Linked DNA regions of Mus musculus: regions 2 and 3 are each linked to region 1. A link is a contact called in ENCODE Hi-C or POLR2A ChIA-PET data. All regions are on one chromosome and are shown on one strand. The core of a region is the stretch at or near the end of the contact, and the rest is flanking DNA. Distances in the headings are between cores, read along the strand shown.

The links. A loop is a pair of places that touch in the nucleus more often than their neighbours do. ChIA-PET counts read pairs that join two places held with the same protein, here RNA polymerase II (POLR2A).
Region 2: POLR2A ChIA-PET joins it to region 1 with 34 read pairs in embryonic stem cell. The contact joins the promoter of Lamtor1 here to the promoter of Folr1 in region 1. A Hi-C loop is called at or near these places in 3 of 37 maps with a recorded cell type or tissue (left cerebral cortex and mouse trophoblast stem cell). POLR2A ChIA-PET finds 5 or more read pairs at or near these places in 5 of 5 experiments (Patski and embryonic stem cell).
Region 3: POLR2A ChIA-PET joins it to region 1 with 72 read pairs in embryonic stem cell. The contact joins the promoter of Inppl1 here to the promoter of Folr1 in region 1. POLR2A ChIA-PET finds 5 or more read pairs at or near these places in 4 of 5 experiments (Patski and embryonic stem cell).

Annotation. Positions count from the first base shown.
Region 1 is chr7:101,868,809-101,873,080 of GRCm38, forward strand. Folr1 (folate receptor 1 (adult)) reads right to left here and starts at 1,980. Exons shown (of 7, transcript NM_001252554.1): 1 at 1,801-1,980; 2 at 349-496. Gm35597 (a long non-coding RNA gene) reads left to right here and starts at 1,903. Exons shown (of 3, transcript XR_378387.3): 1 at 1,903-2,863; 2 at 3,789-3,928.
Region 2 is chr7:101,903,929-101,908,200 of GRCm38, forward strand. Lamtor1 (late endosomal/lysosomal adaptor, MAPK and MTOR activator 1) reads left to right here and starts at 1,909. Exons shown (of 5, transcript NM_025605.3): 1 at 1,909-2,112. The coding sequence starts at 2,071. Tomt (transmembrane O-methyltransferase) reads right to left here and starts at 2,431. Exons shown (of 4, transcript NM_001081679.1): 1 at 2,371-2,431.
Region 3 is chr7:101,835,627-101,839,898 of GRCm38, forward strand. It overlaps Inppl1 (inositol polyphosphate phosphatase-like 1), which reads right to left and starts at 2,198. Exons shown (of 29, transcript NM_001122739.1): 1 at 2,095-2,198; 2 at 945-1,325. The coding sequence starts at 1,126. It overlaps Gm10602 (a long non-coding RNA gene), which reads left to right and starts at 632. Exons shown (of 2, transcript XR_003946663.1): 1 at 632-1,791; 2 at 3,176-4,272.

The DNA.
Region 1 (4,272 bases), core at 730-3,229:
TTTGAATCTTGACCAGTCAGTGGTTTTTGTTTTTTGGGTTTTTTTAACTTTTTTCCTTTTTAACTCCCTCCAGTCAGTGTTCTCCATCTTCCCATGAGCCACAGTCCTACAAAGTCTTCACCACATTCCTAGTCAAGCTTTCTGATCCTGGTCCACATGGGACACTACCCCACCATTACCACACCTGCATCCACCTAGGATTCCCAGACTGGGAGAGTCGAGAGCTCAGTGCTAGGCTGAAGGACAGACTCCACCTACACTATCTTACAGTGGACCCTTGGGCCGGCTGTGCTCTGACCTATCATCATTTCCAAATCAGCAAATTCTTTAACACACGCTGGGGAGTACCTTAGGGTATGTGGATCCTGCTGAGAAGTGTCAGGCGGCAAACAAGGAAAAGATGGCAGCTCTCAGAGTGCCTCGGGCTTCTTTGTCTCCACTCTAGGCTTCCTTTGCTTTCTTCATTCCAGGAGACAGCCGGCCGAGGTTTAGTGGCCTAGGAAACAGAGCTGTGTGGAGCAGGTAGTGGGAATGCAGCCCAGGAATGGAGCCTGAGATTGGGCGAGGCCATTCAGCTGTTAATTATTGCATGTGTGCAACAGCAGGCCTCTGTAGGGATGCGATTAATAGTACAGGCTCCGTTCTTGGGATGTGTATGGCAAAGGCTGGCCTAGCATGTGTGAGGCCCTGGGTTCAATCCCCAGCATTGCAAGTAAACAAATAAACAAACAGCTGGGTGGTGGCACATGCCTAGTATGTGTGAAGCCCCAGTTTCAATCCCAGCATTGCAAATAAATAAACAAACAGCCGGGCTGTGGTGGTGCATGCCTTTAATCCCTGCACTCGGGAAGCAGAGGCAGGCAGATCTTTGTAAGTTTGAGACCAGCCTGATCTACAGAGAGAGTTCCAGGATAGTCAAGGCTACACTGAAAGACCCTGTCTCAAACAAACAAACACCTCACATTGTGTCTTGAGCTGCTAAGATCCTTTAAAATAATCCATCCACTACCAACACCCATGTCCTATTATACACATGAATAGGATGAGCCCCAGAGGACCACACCAGAGCCAATGGCAGGACTGTCACTAGAACACAGGCTTGCAACTTCCAGGCCTGTTGTATAGAATCAGAAGATCCCATGTCCCCAACTTCTCTCAGCTACAAGTTCCCCCAACCTCACCAGCCAGGCTATCACCCACTTCCAGTCACAAGACCCTGATGGCCTAACCTTTCTGACGAGAGCCTCAGTGCTGTGGAAGCCCAGGCTTCCTTTCCTTCTCCACTTGCTCACCTCCCACTCCTGTGACAGATCTTTACAGGCGTGGGGGCGTGGGGGGAACCCTTAAGGATCTGAGCTAATTTTGACATCACCCACATTTCACTGCAGCCAAAACAGGACCCCGTCCCCCACCCATCCCTTACTGGGAGCCCAGGATGGCGCTGCTGTTGGATAAAGGAGTGGGGAGTAGATTTGAGCAGGAGACTCGGAGTTGTTGATCAGTTACCTGTGCGTGTGTGGCCCCAGAGGAAGGCTCCAAATTGGACATAGATGTGGGAGCTGTCTCAACCGAAATTTAAGTGAGATAGTAGAGACCACTACATTGGTGAATGTCAGGAGAAAGAGAAAAGGAAGGAGGGGAAGGAAGGCAAGGAAGAAGGGAAGGAGGAAGGAGAGAGAGGAGGCAATTTGGACTCTGGGGGAAAATTAGCCAAAGAACAAGGCCCTACAAAGAGAGACAGGCTCCCAGGAGGTCCCTGGTTCTGTCTTGCTACCCTTCGCCCTGGCCACTGCCATGTACCTGAATCCTGTGACACACCAGGAGTGTTTGTCTACTGAAGATCACAACAGGTTGGGGACTTCTAGAGCCGTCAGCCTCCTTTCTTGTTTATACTTCCAGATCAGCCTGCTGACTGGGGAAGGGTGGGCCAGGTATCTATAAAGCCTAAAGCTGGAGGCCCTTCTAAGCTGTCTCTGCCCCGGGGCTGATTATTAACTGGCCTTTATGGCTCCTCTATTGCAAGAGTGAGGTTTGCCCCCTGGGTGATGCTCCTGAGCTCTACAGCTTCTGAATAATTAACCTTTCCAGTGAGGATTTGAGGTGAAGATTGAGCTGGGGCCTGGAGTGAACACCCTGCCCTGCCTCAGCTCCTGCCTGAGTGAGGAAAAAAAGAAATAAAAAGGAGGCCATGACAGCCCCTAGGTATGGTGGAGGAGAAAGTTTATTGTAGATATGGAGAAGAGCCTAGCCAGAAAAGCATTTGGAAGGGCCCAGAGTGAACAAGACCCTGAGCTGGGTCATGGGAGGGGAGAGGGGAAAGCCATGAGACCAAAAGTGCAAAAGGGTAAAAAGACCAGCTTAGCCAAAATGACTGCATTCTATAGAGAAGAACCACTAGAAGAAGGGTGGCCCAGGCCCTGGGCTGGAGAAGGTTTAGGTCAGGGAACCAGGCACGCCAACCAGGAGGATCCTGAAAACAAGCAGAGACTGGGGGATGCTAGGAGAGCTAGGCAGCTTGTGTAGGACCTCCATCAGCTATTTGACTGCATTTGAGCCCTAATGCCCTGAATGTTGAAGTGTTGTACCCATCCGGAGCCTAAGTGTTGAGATCATTTGACCACTAGGGAGGGACAGAATTTCACAGTCACCTTGGAGCCAGTCCAAGAAGTATCTCCCTGAGATAGCAGCTTATTATCAGCAAAACTGACTGTCAGTGTCTAGTCTGGCCCAGCCTGCTAGTGTCTTGTGACCAGGCTGAAAAAACAGGAAGGTGTTTGACAACCCCCCACATCCAACAGTGGGATTAAAGGCCAGGAAGCAAGAGAAGGCCTCCAGATTGCAGGGGAGAGAATCCTGAGCTTTGGTGAGTATCGGGCCCCCGATGTGCGCCATTCACACTGTTCAGGGCTGTGGACACTGGAGTTTGTCTACAAGTCTGGTGTCGTTCGTTTGCTTGAGAGAAGTCTATCAGGCATCCTGGAGCAGCATTCTAAGGCTTATGACTCCACACTACTTCTCCTGCCTGATTTTTTTTTTCTTTTCTTTTTGAGACAGGGTTTCTATGTGTAGCCCTGGCTGCTCTGGAACTCACTCTGTAGACCAGGCTGGCCTCGAACTCAGAGATCCACCTGCCCTCTGCCTCCCGACTGTTGGGATAAAAGTCTGCCTTTCTTTCTTTCTTTCTTTCTTTCTTTCTTTCTTTCTTTCTTTCTTTCTTTCTTTCTCTCTTTCTAAACATTTTTTTTTTTTTTTTTTGCTTTTTTGGTTTTTCGAGACAGGGTTTCTCTGTATAGCCCTGGCTGTCCTGGAGCTCACTTTGTAGACCAGGCTGGCCTTGAACTCAAAAATCTGCCTGCCTCTGCCTCCCGAGTGCTGGGATTAAAGGCGTGTGCCACCACGCCCGGCTACATTTATTTATTATATATGTAAGTACACTGTAGCTGTCTTCAGACTCCCCAGAAAAGGATATGAGATCTCATTACAGATGGTTGTGAGCCACCATGTGGTTACTAGGAATTGAACTCAGGACCTCTGGAAGAGCAGTCAGTGCTCTTAACCTCTGAGCCATCTCTCCAGCCCCCACAAGTCTGTGTTTCTGATCATTTCCAGCTCTGTCCACTAGAATTCTGCTTGTACTTCTTTACAAGCAAGCGCAACCTTATTGCTGACTCTTGGATATATATGTCCCCACTGTCCCCACTGTCCCCACAAGACCTTTGCAAGGGATTCTTTCCAGTCACATCCTGTCCATTAAGCTGAGACTATCATTTGTGTTCCATTACTGACAGGATGAACACCTGGATTCTTTAACTCCCCAGCACCTCTTATCTGCGATAAAATGGCATTGTCTCTCTCCTGCTTCAGATGTGCACATTTTGAGAAGTGGAGAGCAAGAATACAGTATGACATCTCTTCTCAGAGACTACAGGTGGCTTCCTTAGGCTGATGGTGAAGTTGTTTTAGTGGGCAGCTGTAGGCTGAGGTCTGTCTTTAGTTACTTTTCTGTTGCTGTGATAAAACATCCTGACCAAGGCAACTTATAGAAGGGAGGGATTATTTGGGGTTTACATTTGAGAGGGGTAGGAAGTCCCATTGTGGTGGGGGAGTGTAAGAACAGGCAGGCATGGACGCTGAAGGTAGAAGTTGACAACTGAGAGCTCACACCTCAAACTGCAAACAGGGAGGAAAGAGAGGAGGGGCAGAGAGGGAAGTGGGGAGAGAGTGCAAGCTCTAGATGGTGCGAGTAATTAACAATGCTTTTGTTTGTTTGTT
Region 2 (4,272 bases), core at 659-3,158, 35 kb after region 1:
TAATAAATATTACTAGGTGACTTTTCTAACCCCTTGGGATCAGGACATGCGGCATGGTGTAAACCAAAGTAATTGAAAATTATTTACTGAATTCAAAACCCAAGTTTTCTGGGTTGTTTGTTTGTTTGTTTTGTTTTTTGAGACAGGGTTTCTCTCTATAGCCCTGGCTGTCTTGGAACTCATTTTATAGACCAGGCTGGCCTCGAACTCAGAAATCCGCCTGCCTCTGCCTCCCAAGTGCTGGGATTAAAGGCCTGCGCCACCATGCCCAGCTCCCCAAGTTTTCTGTAAGTAAGTGTTAGGGTATCAGTTACAGAGTAAAGTCAGACTCTGTCCTTGTCTCTCAGTTACTCACATGTGGTAGAAGAAATGAACTAAAAAACACAACTATAGAATACACTGACCACCTGACTAGGGATTCCATGGTCTGGATCTTGGGCTGTTTTCTGCCCAGCTACCTATCCAAACTGAACACTAGAGTGGCACACTATAGACAATAAATATTTGGGGTATGTATTTTTTTAAGATTTATTTATTATATCTAAGTGCACTGTAGCTGTCTTCAAATGCACCAGAAGAGGGTGTCAGATCTCATTATGGATGGTTGTGAGCCACCATGTGGTTGCTGGGATTTGAACTCAGGACCTTCGGAAGAGCAGTCGGTGCTCTTAACCACTGGGCCATCTCTCCAGCCCTGGGGTATGTCTTTTTTTTTTTAATTTTTTTTAAGATTTCATTTATTTATTTTATGTAACTACATTGTAGTTGTCTTCAGACACACCATAAGAGGGCATCAGATCTTGTTACAGATGGTTGTGAGCCACCATGTGGTTCCTGGGATTTGAACTCAGGACCTCCAGAAGAGCAGTCAGAGCTCTCATCCGATGAGCCATCTCTCCAGCCCTGGGGTATGTCTTTTAAATTAAGTTTATGTGTATGAGTGTTTGGTCTGCACGTATGTGTCTGTGCACTGTGTGTGTGTACTTGCCTGCTGCCAGAGGCCAGAAGGGGCATTGTTTCTCCTGGGTCTGGAGCTATATATGATTGTAAGTCACCATGTAGGTGCTGGGAATTGAACTTGGGCCTTCTGGGGGAGCAGCAGCCAGTGCTCTTAATCACTGCGTTGTCTCTAGCCCTATGATTTGTTAATAAGTGAGTGGCACCAGATTAAGTAAAGAGAAGTGCTCAGAAGAGAATCAGAAAAGGCAATCAGGAAGAAAAGTTTGTATTGAGACTTTGAATACTCTAATCCCTGATTTGGAAAGAGAAGTGTCTGCCATCTGCCTACTCAGGCAGAATTCACCTTAGTCAAGAAACTGCCAAATACTTGAGTAGAGAGATGGCTAAACTGTGCCTGCCCCAAAGTTTGCCAATCTAACAATTCCTACGACCCTCATGGTGGAAAGATACAACCAACTCTTAGAAGTTATTCTGTGACCTCCACACTCACATACTCAAAATAAAAATACATATGCGTTTAATACTGGTAAGGCAGAGGTAAGTGGCTCTCTGAATTCGAGTTCAGCCTGGGCTACACAGCAAATTCCAGGTCAGTGAGGGCTACGTAGTGAGACCTTGGTCTCTCTCGCACACATAAAGGACAAAGAAACTAGCAAAGAGTTCTGAGTGAAGTACATCTCCCTCCAGTACGCTACTCGCCACTTGCATGGCACTTAAGAATTTATCTTGATATAGCACTGGGCCCACAAAGGTGGCCCTGACACCATGTGACCACACAACTCGTCGCACTGCACTGGCCACTAAAGCTAAGGGACGCAAGGATTCGGAGTTAGAGACTAGGACAACAAAATCATGTGACTCGCCCCGCCTGCCTTCCTATCACGTGCCGCGGGTCCGCTCACGTAGGACGCACTTTTCCATTGGTTGGCGATTGTCACGCGGCGAGGCGGGACCGGAAGGCAAGATTTGGCTGTGGCGCCGGAGCGGCTTTAGGACAGGCTAGGCGAGGGGGAGGGGAGCGAGAGGCAGCCGCGGGTCATGTGACCGGAAAGGCTCCTGACGGACGCCGTCCCTCCTCGGCGCCGCCTGAGCGCCCGGCCCGACCCCGCCATGGGGTGCTGCTATAGCAGCGAAAACGAGGACTCGGACCAGGTGCGACAGCGGCGGACGGGGTTTGGGACTGTGGGCTACGACCGCGGGGCTCGGGGCCCAGAATAAAGCCCGCAGTGGCGGGGAGCCGGACTGCAGGCTCACCGAGTACGGAGGCCTGGAGGGGACAGATTACAGAGAGGACGGCCAGCCGGGCTCCTACCCTCTTAAAGATCCTAGTCTTACTTCTGCCTAGGGTTGCGGCGGTCGCCGCCTGACTCGGCCCCTCCCCTTCCACTCTCCAGTCCCCTCGTATCTCACCACTCGAATCCTCAGACTGGGTTCTCGGGAAACATTCGCGCTCACAGATTCCTCTGTCTTCACTGCAGCTTGGCTTAGTGGACCCATTGTAGAGATAGGTAATTTGAGGCTCTCAGTCTCCCGAGATAAATCAGGAATTTCTGTGTGTTCTGTCAACTGTTCTGCCACTGTTGGCTTGGTGTCAAAAGTTGACACCAAGTTACTGTCATTTGAGTTGGCCAGTGAAGAATTAATAGAGCGAAGACATCGGGACGTTGGGGAGCAATAGAGTTTGCTTTGACCGATATAGAGGAAAGGGGATTTGATTTATGAGTTTGGTTTGCTGTTCCCTGCCTGGTGCCTGAGGGTTCCTCGAGCTAGAGAGTTCCTCTCTGAAGAATGTGATTGTAGATCTTACTCTTTTCGAGAAAGCATCGACTTGGAGAGACTTCAGTGTCTTGTTTTTAAATTTCCATCTTCCCCTTGGTGCATCTCATTCCTCTCTACTACAGTCCCTTCCCTGCCTAGACGCTTTTGAGGAGGGGAAGACTTTTGCAAGGCTGGGTGTCAGCCCCCTGGCCATTCCTCTTAACAGCTGCCTCGAAGCCTGAGCCCTGATGTCTACACACAGTAGGCACCGTGCCACAGAGAACAGTTTCACCCGGTCTAGTGGAGGATACAGTCAGAGACATAAGTGGTGTCGCTGTACTTGGGAAGGTGTTCTTCCCCCCAGTGAACCCTGCAGTTCAGGAGAATGTGATTTGTGTCGGGGTGAGTGCTTCCTGAACCTCATTCATTGCTTGACCTGAGTTTGACATGCCTGTGGCCGTAACTTTCACTTCATTCTGTCATGCTAAAGGCTAGAACTGCAAAAATAGGAACCCACCACAAAACAACAGAAAAGGAAGAAGAAGGCAGATATCCCTGCCTAACAGCAGAGTTATGGAGGGAAAGCTAAAATTCCACCTTCCTCTTTACAGATTCTCATTTCTGGCTGGTTTGGTTTGTTTTTAAAAAGGTCTCCTGAAGCCCAGACTGGCTGCAGACCTGCCATACAGTTGAGGATGACCTTGAATTTCTGGTTCTGCTTCTCCCTGAGTGCTGGGATCCTAGGCATATGTCACTCACTATGTCCAGTTTTATGCAGTCGTAGAGATCAAACCCCAGGGTCATATCCCCAGTCCCTCTTTAGGTAGGCCCTCTTCAGCATTGCCTGTCCCTGTATTAGAAGTGTAAGAATTACCTTACACCTAAGAGAGTGAGTCCCAGTACTTAGGAGGCTGACACAGAACTGCCTCAAGTTTGTGGTCTGTCTGGCTACACAGTAAGTTCAGGGCCTGTCTGTCTCAAAAAGAAAAATGTATAAGCAATAGGTCTTCAGAGGCCGCCTACGATTGCTTCATTTGACTCCTGCTAGTTACCTGTAAAATGTTTAAAGGTGAGGGAAAAGTTAGGAGGATTGAAGCAATTTAGCTAATGTTAGAAGTACTCTAGCCACGCCGGGCGTGGTGGCGCACGCCTTTAATCCCAGCACTCGGGAAGCAGAGGCAGGTGGATTTCTGAGTTTGAGGCCAGCCTGGTCTACAAAGTGAGTTCCAGGACAGCCAGGGCTACACAGAGAAACCCTGTTTCGAAAAACAAAAAACAAAAACAACAAAAAAAGTACTCTAGTCATGGTGTTCTAAGAACAAGACACATACCTTATATACTGGGACAGGCTCTGAGGTAGTGGTGGGCAGACACCTTAGGTCTGCTAAAGTCAATAATGAAATCTTGACTCAGGTTGTATTGGCTTAGGAAGCAAACCTTGATGTAAGAAACCTACCCCATGTATCACTCATTCTGTGGGTGTCAGGTGATGTCATTAACTTTTTCCCGGTGGGGTTGGGGATGACACGGCCCTATCCTGAAGGAATATTTGTC
Region 3 (4,272 bases), core at 948-3,447, 33 kb before region 1:
ACAAACCATTACCACACACAGCTGCCAGGGGCAGTCACAGAACCTGGCCCACTCAGAAGACTGCCAAGTCTAGCTTTAGGCTCAGCACTCATCCACGGCCAGATAACCAGAGCTCAATCTAGAGCCAAGAGAGACTCACTCATTGACTCATGAAATGAAGGTTCTGAGGGCTGGCAAGATGGCTCAGCAGGTAAGAGCACTGACTGCTCTTTCAAAGGTCCTGAGTTCAAATCCCAGCAACCACATGGTGGCTCACAACTACCCGTCAAGAGATCTGATGCCCTCTTCTGGTGCCTGAAGACAGCTACAGTGTACTGATTTATAATAAATCTGCCGGCCTGAGTGAGTAGAGTTGACCAGAGCGAGCAGAAGTCCTAAATTCAATTCCCAACACCCACATGAAGGCTTGCAACCATCTGTACAGCTACAGTGTACAGAAAATAAATCTTAAAAGAAAGGAAGAAAAAGAAAGGAAAAAAAAATGAAGGTTCTGTCCCACACAGCTTCACCCTGTTGCCTCCCCCAAGTCTTCCTCCCAACACACACTATTCAACTCCACCCTACAATCATATATAGTCGCAGAATTGCCCAGGCGTCCAAACACTGGTCTCTCTGCCCCCTACTGCAGTGCTTTAAAACGAACTGCACTCATGTGGAGCATGCATCCTTTCCCTGTACATCTGGGAGAAAGTCTAAGCTGGTCTACCGCCGTCTGCCACTGTTTCTTGCCATCACACCCACCCTGAGCTTCAGAACTCTGGCCTCGGGCCTCAGAAAGTGCTCCAGGCACAGCAGGAAGTGCTCCCCTGTATCCTTCCTCCACCCAGCGATAAAGTCAAGGTCTCCCCTGGAGACAGGGCTGCAGCCCCACCAGCTACAGTCACCCCACTACCACGATTGCCACCACAACCAAGGAACACTCGGCGTGTGCCCGCCCTACTCACAGGACGCAGAGTGCGAAGGCCCCCGCCACGCTCTCGCTATCTCGCACCAGGAAGCTGCCATCGCGGCCCGCCCGAGCCAGGAGCTCCTCCGCAGCAGCGCGGCTCAGGTCACGGTGATACCAGGCTGGGGCCGGGCTGCCTAGCGCACCCCCGGGACTCGGTGTCCCACACACTGAGGCCATGGCCCACGCAGGGCTCAGCGCCGCCGATGCCTGCCGCTCCGCGCCATCCGCCCGGGGAAGCTTGAAGTCGAGGTTGGGCCCGGGTCCCGGGACTAAGGATCCACCAGCCCGAGAGAACCCAGTATGTGGGTTCCACGCTTGGCCGCGCCAACCGCCTGGATCTCCGCGCAGCCGCCGCCGCCCGCAGCGCCGGCCTCAACTTGAAGAGAAAGAAAAGTTTGTTCAGAGGCGGCGGGGGAGGGGCGGGAACGGAGCTAGGAGCTGGCCGGTCCCCTCCCCCTCCACTCGGCCCAGAGCCCGGGCCGCCCCTGCCCCCAGCCTCTCTCGGCAAGGACGATGCTCCGACAGCCCTACAGGACCCGCAAGACCAGCACCTCCCAAGTCCCACAATTATTTTGTCCCCCCACCTCAAGAAGATCCAGTTCCCCGGTACCCGCTCCGGGACAACTTGTGAGTCCAAGTTCTCGCTGGTGAATTCAATCCTTCCAACGATTCGCAATGAGATGACCCCTAATCCCTATGCAAATCTGATTCTACTACACACATCTCTTCTACTCGGCACCCCCACAGCCTTGCGGGATCAAGGTTCGGAAAGCAAGGCTCCAGGATAGACATCCACAACTACTACAACATCCAAGAGAACAAGTTCTCGTAACTCCTATAAGGTCAGAGGCCCCTTCAGACCTGAACCCCCCAAAACGATTCCTGACACATCCCACAAGATCCCAAAGAGATCCGATACCCCACCCCACACATACGCGCGCGCTCGAGGTGCCTTTCACGCACCGGTCCCCGCAGGCCCTCCAGCCTGGCAAAACCCTTCCCCCATCTCCACCAAATTGCCTGGCACCACGCCCCACACCCGCAGGCCCAGGTTTTGCAGTCCCAGACCAGGAGGACCCCCTCGACTACCTAGAAAAAAAGTTCCCTCAAGTCTCAGAGCCTCAACTACCGAACGCAGGCCCCACCTCTAGGGCGACTCGGGTTGACTCCTAGCCCGGGGAAGCCTCCCTGGACTCCCCGCGGCCACTTAAGATGGCCATCCGCCGCCACCGCGCACCCCGCGCCTTCCGCCCCGCCCGCGCCCCGCCTCGTCCGCCCGCGTCCCGGTCTCCGCCGCACGCCCGCAGAGTGACCTCGGGACAGCCTTGGCTCTTCAGTGCGCCCGAGCTTCTCGCTTTCGATAACTGGGGTAACGTTACGAGGGCGGGCTCATTGGGGCTCTGCCTGTAAAGCTCAGGGCCTGGCATGCAGCGTGCGCTCCGGGACGGCGGCTATTTTTATTATTAATTAAGGAGTAACGAAGGTGACAGCTGTGTAAACTGTAAAGCGCGACTGGGGACTGAACGGGTATTATTAGCACCGCCCCCGCTCCGGCTACTCCCTCCAAATCAACAAACTTGCGCTTCCGTGGGCCAGGTGCGAGCAGGGAGCTCCTAAGACTCTGGCTGCTAAGACCTCCCATCCACCGACCCCTGGGGCGGAAAAGGGGACCCGGCGGGAGAAGACGGGGCGGAACCCAAACAGGGCTTTGGCCCGCCCTATTTCCCCCCTAAAAAAAGACCTGGATGGTGGTGGCGTCTCCAAGGATTTCTCTTCCTGCCCCGCCCCTCTGCCCCCTGGCTCCTTAAAGGCGCAGGCCTCTAGCCGCTTGCCTACAACCACCAACTCCTAGAGTCTGTCAGGAGCATCCCTTTAACCTGGGAGAGAACTTTCGCTCTGGTAAATTGAACCTGTTGACCGAGCCTGGGGTCAACCCTGAGGAGTTTCCCTCTGTTTAGAGGATAAGCCAATTTGCATTGGCTTAACCCATCTAGAACAAAGCCTGGGACGTGACGGGTCTGTAGGGACCTTCCAGAACAGATAAATACAAAAACAGAGATCCTCCACCCACCTACCTGTTTCTCCTGGTCCTGCCAGGGCTTAAATAAAGTAACATCCTCCAATCTGTACCCAGCTCCTCCCGCCGGGAATGGAGGACGCCCACCCCAGATCCCGGGGGTGTGCAGTGGGGTCTTACTTTCCTATGCCTGTATTCCCGACCCACAGGAGGCAGAAGCAAATGGAACTCTACCTAGTTGTAAGCCAGCTTCCTTGGTCTAGACTTCCAGCCCATCCAAGACTACATAAGAGATGTGGCCTCAAAGAAAGAAAGGAGAACGAGTTGGAGAAAAGCTGTCACGACCCTCCAAAATCAATATATTTACAGCTTCCTGAGAGGACGGCGATGCTAAAGACTGTGTCATTGGGGTGAGATGGCTTAACAGGTAAAGGCGCTTTTGCCAAGTTTGAAGACTTTGAGTTGAACCCCAGGGACCCATGTGGTGGAAGGAGAGAGCTCCTGCATGTTGTCCTCTGACTTCCACACCTGTGCCAAGTCATCCATGCAGCCCACACACCTAGGCACACACTCAGAATAAACACAAATACAATTTAGCCGAAGGCTAGAGGGTGCTTCTGCCTCTGGGAAGCCACTAATAGTTTCTTTGGCTTCATCAGTAGGATACAGCACTGGGCGAAATGCAAGCTTTTGTTTCTTCTGTATCTTCCAGATTGACTTCCTAATGGACTATCCTCGTCCAAGGGACCCCAACCCAGTCAATCTATATCATAGTAGGCAGTGTGAATTTTTACCCCTTTCTCCAGAATCTCTGCTGGACTCCCGTTTCCAGCTTCCCCTTTGTAAGCTGAGAACAGAGCTAAGCAGACACATGATGGGAATAGGGAATGTGTTTTGTTTTTGTTTTTTTTTTTAATTATTTTATTTATTTATTTAATGTATATGAGCACAATGTAGCTGTCTTCAGACACATCAGATCCCATTACAGATGGTTGTGAGCCACCATGTGGTTGCTGAGAATTGAACTCAGAACCTCTGGAAGAGCAGTCAGTGGCCTTAACCACTGAGCCATCTCTCCAGCCCCCTGAGATGTATTTTTGTTTTTGTTGGACTCAAGCTCTCCAGGCAAGCACTCTTCCAACTGAGTTATGTTCTCAGCCCATGATGGGATAATGCTTGAGAATGATATAATTTAAAAATCCTGGATCTTCCTGTTATTTGAGAAGCAACTAGATTCCTACAGGCTACTGAAGCACAGACGCTCGGTTCATCCACCTTCTAGGAGGAGGGAACTTACAATGAACAT